Linked DNA regions of Homo sapiens: region 1 is linked to region 2. A link is a loop called in an ENCODE intact Hi-C map of the cell type or tissue named here. Cell type or tissue: heart right ventricle. All regions are shown on one strand. Links, peaks and the distances in the headings refer to the core of each region. The heading gives the core; the rest is flanking DNA.

Evidence for each region. A loop is a pair of places that touch in the nucleus more often than their neighbours do. Peaks named below come from ENCODE experiments on the same cell type or tissue, not always from the same donor. Only the 100,000 strongest peaks of a DNase experiment are listed, where the experiment ranks them.
Region 1: a loop joins it to region 2, with 2.9 times the contacts of the local background. A loop is called at or near these places in 16 of 110 quality-filtered maps.

The regions. Positions count from the first base shown.
Region 1 is chr15:69,488,326-69,492,722 of GRCh38, forward strand. No RefSeq gene overlaps it. Among named protein-coding and RNA genes, the nearest start is that of LINC02896, 28 kb to the left of the region's middle. In heart right ventricle, for the core only: no CTCF peak of the experiment used is centred there; DNase peaks (open chromatin) are centred at 2,201 and 2,939; H3K27ac peaks cover 1,126 bases.
Region 2 is chr15:70,361,005-70,365,401 of GRCh38, forward strand. No RefSeq gene overlaps it. Among named protein-coding and RNA genes, the nearest start is that of LINC02205, 140 kb to the right of the region's middle. RefSeq lists an enhancer at 1,006-1,505. In heart right ventricle, for the core only: CTCF peaks have their summits at 2,147 and 2,351; a DNase peak (open chromatin) is centred at 2,177; H3K27me3 peaks cover 1,545 bases.

The DNA.
Region 1 (4,397 bases), core at 80-4,079, 870 kb before region 2:
ATCCAAATGGGATTTATCAATACCCTCTCAGTGCTTTGCGTGCATATGTATGTGCATGCAAGTGTAAAGTGATGGTGATAAAGATTAACGAGACATCGTTGCTACCTCAACTTATGGTGGTTGTGCAGTGCCCCCAGCCATCTCCCTCCATCTCGAATCTCAATTTTCACATCTTTAAAATGAAAGTTTTGACACAAGCATAGGTCTACACACTGGAACTTGTTGATGGCAATTTGGCACTTTTAAAATCCATAGGCAAAATGTTTATAATGGAAGTCCTTACTTCTGACACATTAACTTGAGAAGCAGACTTAAAAATATACATATGGTTTCAACTTTTTACTATGGAATTTTAAATATATATATTTTATATATAATATATATATTCTATTATAATATATTCTATATATCTTATATATATTTTATATATATATATTATATATAATATATATAATATATATATAAAATAGAATAAGATCATGAAGCCCTATGTACCCAGAACCTGGCTTCATTAGTTATCCACATTATGCCATTCTTAAAGAATCTTGATTAATTAAATAAATAGATATTTTGCAAAACATTGAATGTAATTCGTGTAATGCCTATTGTTGTTTTTCTCTGATTAAAGAACTAGAAAAGATTTTAAAATATTTACAATGTTTGTTGGAGAAGCTAATATAGACACACATCTGTTATCTGTCTACAGTAACTTTAAAGGTGCATGGTGGAGAATTCAGATTCTTTGGCTAGAGGGAATCTGGCCAGGGAAACACCCCACTAGTCTGTCTCTTGAAGACCTAGCATTCTGTGATTCTCTTATCTGTAGAGAGAAAAAGCCCATTTATAACTTTTCTAGTCTGGTTTTAAATGTGGTGGCAAAGATTCAGGAATGTGTTTGCTTGGAACTCGTAACCCTTGGAGATTCACTTAGAAAACAAGGCCTCGTTGTCTCCTATTCTGACTCCCAGGACACATTTTAATGAAATGCCCTCAAACCCAAATTGGCTTCAGCCTAACTCACAGCAACCGCAGTACTCTGGGGAAAAAACAGAAACCAGGGGGGCAGAAAATGTGGCTTTGAGCCTCAGCTCTGTACCCATTAGCTGTGTGGCCTTGAGAAAGTTGCTTTTCCTTTCTGAGCCTCCATTGCCTCATCTGTAAATGGGTTTTCACCTGGGCCTTCTCTGTGGATTCTTCCAACTCTGGGTGGCTGTGGTCTGTGGCCAAGTGCAAGGAAGGAGTGTTAAACACCATGCAAGCCATGGTAGATGTGTGTACTTGTTCATTTATTCTTCAGGAAATGATATGCTAGAGGGCTTTGATATACTTTAGAAAGGTCAACAGTTTTCTCTGAGTTTATTAGATGCTCTGCACTTAACAAGCATGAGCCAGATGTCAACTGGGGGCACTTAAGATCTATCAGAATGGCTTGAATCCCCATTCCAAAGCCCCCTTCACTCCTGCAAAGATTGCTATGAGTCCCTGAGGGACCCTATGTTCTCGAGGTGCAAATCCAGTAACCCTCTCTCTCTCTTCACTTCACATGGCCCAGAAGTGAAATCAGTCCATTGCTGCTCCACCCCCAAGAGACCCACATACATGAAGATCTGGGAGCATGACAGACTTCCCTTTGGGAGCAAGCCACAGTGAGCGTCGCCCCACACGTAATTTAGAATCATGCAGCAGCCTTCCTTGTTTTAAAATGTTGACCCAGCTCTTTGCCCTCCACACTGCCTAACCTTGCCCTACCTTCCTGGTTTCCTTCTTTCCTCCTTTTGTTTTTGGATGCCCTCTCCTTCTCTCCCTTGGATGTCCAAATACATTTCCTTCTGTTTTGCAGAGCAGTTCAGCATTGCTCCAACCTGCAAATGCACACACTCAAACCTGTCAAGGTGCTCACCAGGCAAAAAGATTTCCACTTAACAGGATCAGCCTTCCACAGAAAGGACTTGTTATCATACAGATTAAAAAAAAAAAAAGAGTTACACAAGAATATAGCCCTAAAACCATTTGGGTAGGGTTCAGGGGTGATGATACTACTTCTGGTTTATTGTCAGAAAGATCTGGCCTTACGCTATGAGAACATCCTGCAGCATTCAACAAGACTCTTTCCTCCCTGGTGGCTGCCCACGCTTGCTCTCCTGGTTCTCTCCTTTCCTCTGCAATGGCGTCTTCTCTGCCTCCTCCTCTTTGGACCTCTGGGCTGCCTGTGTGGGAGTGAAGGAGAACTCGGGAGTTTGGCTTTGAGCATCCGTGCAATCGGCTTCTCCTGGGGGCCAGAGCTGGGCACAGTTCACTCTTCCTGATGCTCTCACACAATGAATCTTTAGGCTCAACTCGTGAGTCTTTAGAGCTGGTTCCAGAGAATGAACTTGATGAGGGATGCAGAGAATGGAAGTCAAGAAGCAGCCACAGAAACTGATACAGTTTGACAAGGCTGGGAAGGGGCAGTGGCACCTGGGAGAGGGAAGCAGCCTCCTACCCATGTCCAGAACTCTCCAGTGTGTGCTAGTTTACGTGAAGAGCTGGAAAGAATGGTCTGTGCTGTTGCACAGGGGTGGACTTTGGCTCTGAGTGGAAAGTGACTTGCCTTGGTTCCCACACCGAAGAAAACCTGGTCTTGTGCCTCGAGATGTGGCTGGAGGATTGCCGGAGAAAACAAAAGAATAAGGGAGTGGGGAGTGGGGTATGGGTGTGTGCAAATTTCTTCACAGAGATTTGTGAGCTGAGCCTTGAAAGATGAATGTGGACACTTGCCAGGCTGATCCACTTTGATAGGCAAATAAGTCTGGGTGGGACGGGGCTGCGAGAGAAAAGCTCACTCCCGTCCAAGAGAGCAAGTCACACAATCAAGGCCTGGAGGCTGAACAGCTGGCATGTCTGGTGAACCACAGACAGTCCTGTGAGGCTGGATTGGAAAGGTTGTTGGGTGAAAGATGAGGCTTTTGTAAGCTCTGCTGAGACATTTGGGCTCTGTCTTGTAGGTCTCAGAGAGTCATGGGAGAGTTCTAAGTAGGCAAGTGACATTGTCAGATGCATGCCTTGGAAAGATGCCTTTGGCTGCTGGGTGACTTCCAGGGGCCAATGTGGAGCTGGGAGCCCAGTTATGCCTCTGTTGCATCATCTAAGCAAAAATTGTGACAGGGCCTTGGCATAAAGGGAATGGAAAGGAGCAAATAGACATCACGGAGGTAGAATTTATAAAGTGTAGTGGATAAATGTGAGAAGTAATATTATATGTCTGGTTCATTTTAACTGCTGCATAATATTCTATTGGGTGAATGAATCGCATTTTAGATTTTCATTCTCCTAGTGATAGTTATTTCCACTTCCTCACTATTACAAACAGGACTTGGATGAACACCTTCGTACTTGCACATGTGAGAAACTGTCCTTAGGGTGGTTATTTATAATTGGTTTTTCTGAGTTGAGAGGTTTGCACATCTTTAAATCTACAGGATATTCTCAAATTCCTCCTTAAAGTGGTTGTACCAATACACCTTCCCATCAAGTAGAGGCACTCCCTTTCCCTGTTTCTTTCAAGTTTGTTATCAGACTTGCAAGATTTTGCCAATCTGATTGGTGTGAAATGGAATCTTTCTATTGTTTCAATTTGTTTCCCTGACTATTGGTGAGATTAAGTCTATTTTAATACATGTCACTATTTTCTTCTGTAAATTGTCTGTTCATATGTTTTGCACAATTCTCTGTTGGATTGTTTGTCTTTTTCTTACTGATTTGTTGAAGTTCTTTATATATTCTAAATACTAATCCTTTGTTGGTAAAATATCTTTTTTCAATCAGTGACTTTTCCATTTCATTTATAAAAGTCTTTGTTAGGCAGAAATTTTAAATTTTAATATATTCTAAAATTTCAAAAATTTCCTATATAGTTTGTAGTTAATGTATTTTGATTAAATGTTTTTTTCTATGCTGAAATATTCTTCTGTATTTCTTCTATTTATTTTTTCTCTAAAAATTTAAAAGTGTTGATTTTTCACATTTGTATCTTTAATCTGCTTGAATTGTGTGTGTGTGTGCCATGTGATGAAAAGGCCTAATTTTACCTTTTTCTTAAGTGGTTAGCCAGTTTTCCCATTACTATTTATAGAATAATTCATTTCTTCATTCATTACTTACAGAAAAATTCATTATACTCATTTGTAATTCCATACCTGTTATATATTGCCTATGTTTATAGGTTTATTTCTGGGCTCTATGTTTTATTCCATGGTGTATTTGCCTATTCTTAGAGCAACATCACACTGTTTTAACTGCAATAGCTTTATAATAATTTGTTTTATCTGGCAAGATAAGTCTCTCAATTTTGGTTCTTTTATTTCAAAGTTGCCTTGGCTGTTCTTAGCCCTCTTTACTTCCGTATTAATTTTAAGATC
Region 2 (4,397 bases), core at 136-4,135:
GGTTTCTTTTGGGGGTGATAAAAAGGTCCCCAAATTGATGGTGGTGATGGTTCCATACTTCTGAACACACAGATTGTACTCTTTAAATGGGTCAATTGTATGACATGTAAATTATATCTCACTCTGTTAAAAGCAAATAAAGATTATGCCCATTACTTGGCTGCCAAGGCCTCTAAAACCTTGCTCCTCCTGATGGCAGCCCTTCCACCTGCCTTCCACTCATGCCCACAAACCTGATGCCTAGTTAGCACCCATCCTCCAATGACCCACCTTCTCAGCACGGCTCGCTGCTTCTGCCCACACCAGGGTTGGAGGGTGGTTCTCCACAAGCCTCTGCCCCCTGATATTCAGGGCCAGCAGCTTCTCTTCTTCAAGGCCTGTTGCTCACCCCAAAGGCAGCCACACTCCTCAGGATGTCCATCTTTTAGGAAAACCATGTTTAGGGACTTGTCCAGAGTCCCAGCCTTCTGCAGCAGAAGGCTGGCATTTGTGACTCTTTTTTTTTTGAGACAGAGTCTCGCTCTGTCGCCCAGACTGGAGTGCAGTGGCTCGATCTCGGCTCACTGCAAGCTTTGCCTCCCAGGTTCACGCCATTCTCCTGCCTCAGCCTCCCGAGTAGCTGGGACTATAGGCGCCCACCACCACGCCCGGCTAATTTTTTGTATTTTTAGTAGAGACGGGGTTTCACCATGTTAGCCAGGATGGTCTCGATCTCCTGACCTCACGATCTGCCCGCCTCGGCCTCCCAAAGTGCTGGGACTACAGGCGTGAGCCACCACGCCTGGCCATTTGTGACTCTTATCTACTGGATGAGTAGCCTTCCGTGGCAGGCACTGCCATGAACCACAGGCCAGAAAGAGAAGGAGACCTTCCCAGTACCACGTGGTTGGTCAGGGGATGAACCAGGGCTGGCCCTCCGTCCCTGGGCTTTCCATCGACGGTTCCCCTCTACCATCACTGGGCAAGGCCCCTAAAAGACAGCCTCGCCCACCCATTGGCTCCACGACAGGCAACTTTTTACAGATAACGACATGACAGCCCCTGCTGGAATTAAAGCAGGAAGGTTGGGGTGGGGAGGGCAGTTCCCCCACAGGCTTTCGTTGCTAGGCCCTCTGCGGTGTAATAACTCTCCACACACCTGTCCAGCCCAGCTGTTACAGAGCACTTTCCCACCATTAACTCGTGCCTCTGGGAGATGCGCAAATGCCAGCTCGATTTGGGTGGTGGAAGGTGGGTGGGGAACCATCTGAAGCTTAGGCCTGACAGATGCAGAAGGCTCCAGGCAGGGTGGAGGTAGCCTCTGGGGAGCCTATGGGTTCCCCATAAATGTCCCAAAGTTGGGCAGATGAATAAGGGTGGGGATGCCACTGGGCTCAAGCAGGTCAGTCTCTTTTAGGGTCAAGTATTGGCCACCAAGGTCACTTGGCCAGCTTTCCCCCAAGCTGATTTGATATCCCAGGCTCCAGGTCAGATTCCAGTTCCAGAGTCTCTGCCCTTCTGAGATGCCCACAGCAGGGAGCAGCCACATTGATCCAGGAGGGCCTGACCCCAGCTGCATTCTCCATCTATCATCCAGAGGGCACACCAGGTAAATACGCCCTCCCTGAAGCCAGGAGATCCTGAGGCCTCCCGGAACAGGATGTCCATACAGTGATTGAACAAATGCCTGTTTACACAGCATCCTCGCTGCAGACATTGCTGAAACAACCACATCAGGCTCCCTGCAGCCCCCCTGGATTGAGGTCTTTGACCCTCTGGGCTTGGCTAGAAGGGTGCAGTGAAGGTACAGTGTGGCTGTGTAGGGTATGTCTCAAATCACAAAGGCATGCTGGGGAGAGAGGTGGGAGTAAGGGGCTCCTCCTCCCAGGAAAGGCAAAGGGCCCAAGATGAGCCCCAGACATCCTCTGCTTGAGGATGGTCCTCTCCATCCCAACTAGGCCCAGAAGGCAGGTCCAGATTCAAAGACAGGTGTGGAAAGGAGGCGGGTCCACCTGCAGGGTCTATGGTCTTTAAGGGAAAGACCATAGATGGGTGGCCCATGATGGAGAGGGTGGACACAGCAGGGAGACCCAGGGCATAGCGCTCCCAGCCTGGAGAAGGAGGAGAGGAAGGGAATCTTCCCCCACCATGTGGCCATGTTGGGCTGCTGCACCTCCTGGCCCACCAGCTGGGCAAACGCTGGGGCTGGCCTACCACGCCGGGAGCCAGCCTTTTCCCGGTGTAGGGCACCTGTGTACAGAGTGGCTGGGGCCTGGATGCACATTAGGGACATCCCCTGCATTGGGGTGGGGCTCACTCCATCATAGGAACACGGGTGTGCATCCACACATGCTCACAAAAACACATTCATTCAAGAAATATTTATCAATTAAAAGCTTTCTAGAGACAAATGAGAATGAGAACACAATTTACCAAAACCTATGAGAGACAGCAAAAGCAGTCCTAAGATGGAAGCTTATAGCAATGAACGCCTATATCAAAAAAGTAGAAAGATCTCAAATAACAACCTTACCTCATTCCTCAAAAAACTAGAAAAACAAAGACAATCTAAGCCAAAAACAAGTAGAAGGAAAGAAATAATAAAGATCAGAGCAGAAATAAATAAAATAGAGATGAGGAAAATGATGCAAAACGTCAACAAAATAAAAAGCTGATTTTTTAAAAAGACAACAAATCTTTAGCTAGACTAAGAAAAAAAACTCAAAATAAATCAGAAATGAGAAAGGAGACATTACAACTAATACCACAGAAATACAAACTATGACTACCACAGTAGTTGCAACAGATTACCATGAACAACTATGCACCAACAAATTGAAAAACCTAAAGGAAATGGATAAATTCCTATACACATACAACCTACCATGAATGATTCATGAAGAAGCAGAAAACCTGAACAGACCAATAAATAATGAGTAATAAGATTGAAGCAGTAATAAAAAGCTCCCATCAAAGAAAAGCCAAGGGCCTGATGGCTTCACTGCTAAATTCTACTAAACATATAAAGAAGAGTTAACACCATTTTTTCTACTCAAACTATATGTATTAGTCTGTTCTCACACTGCAAATAAAGACATACCCGAGACTGGGTGATTTATAAAGAAAAAGAGGTTTAATGGACTCACAGTTCCATGTGGCTGTGGAGGCCTCACACTCATGGTAGAAGGAGAAAGGCGTATCTTACACTGTGGCAGGCAAGAAAGAACGAGAGCCAAGTGAAAGGGGAAACCCCTTATAAAATCATCAGCTCTTGTGAGACTTATTCACTATCACAAGAGCAGTAGGGGGAAACCACCCCCATAACTCAGTATCTCCCACTGGCTCCCTCCCACAACACCTGGGAATTATGGGAGCTACAATTCAAGATGAGATTTCGGTGGGACACAGCCAAACCATAGAAAGAAAGAAAAGAAAGAAAGAAAGAAAGAAAGAAAAGAAAGAAAGAAAGAAAGAAGGAAGGAAGGAAGGAAGGAAGGAAGGAAGGAAGGAAGGAAGGAAGGAAAGAAAGAAAGAAAGAGAAAGAAAGGAAGAAAGAAAGAAAGAAAGAAAGAAAGAAAGAAAGAAAGAAAGAAAGAAAGAAAGAGAAAGAAAAAATGAAGAGGAGGGAATACTTTCACATTTATTCTACAAGACCAGCATTACTCTGATACCAAAACCACACAAAGATATAACAACAACAAAAGAAAACTACAGGATAATATCCCTCATGAACACTCATGCAAAAATCCTCAACAAAATACTAGCAAATCAAATTTAATAACACATTGAAAAGATCAGTCACCATGATCAAGTAGGATTCATCCCAGTGACATAAAAATGGTTCAACATACACAAATCAGTAAATGTGATACATCACATTAACAGAATCAAGGACAAAAACCATATAATTATTTCAATAGATGCTGAAAAAGCATTCATTAAAATTCAAAATCCTTCATGATAGAAACTCTCAACAAACTAGGAATATATAATACCTCACCACAATAAAGGCCATATATGGCAAATCCACAGCTAACATTATACTGAATGGGGAAAAGTTGAAAGTTTTTCCTCTGAAGTCTGGAATAAAAAGGGATGCCCACTTTCACCACTTTTATTCAACATAGTACTGGAAGTTCTAGCCAGAGTAATTAGACAAGAGAAAGAAATAAAGGGCATCCAAATTGGAAAGGAGGAAGTCAAATTATCCCTGTTTATAGATGGCATGATTTTATATATAGAAAACTCTAAAGATTCCACACACAAAAATGTTAGAACTAATAAAGTAACTTAGTAAATTTAAGGATAAAAATATCAACATACAAAAATCAGTAGTATTTCTATACACTAATAGCTAGCTATCTGAAAAAGAAATCAAGAAAGGAAATACATTTACAATAGCTACAAAAAAATACCTA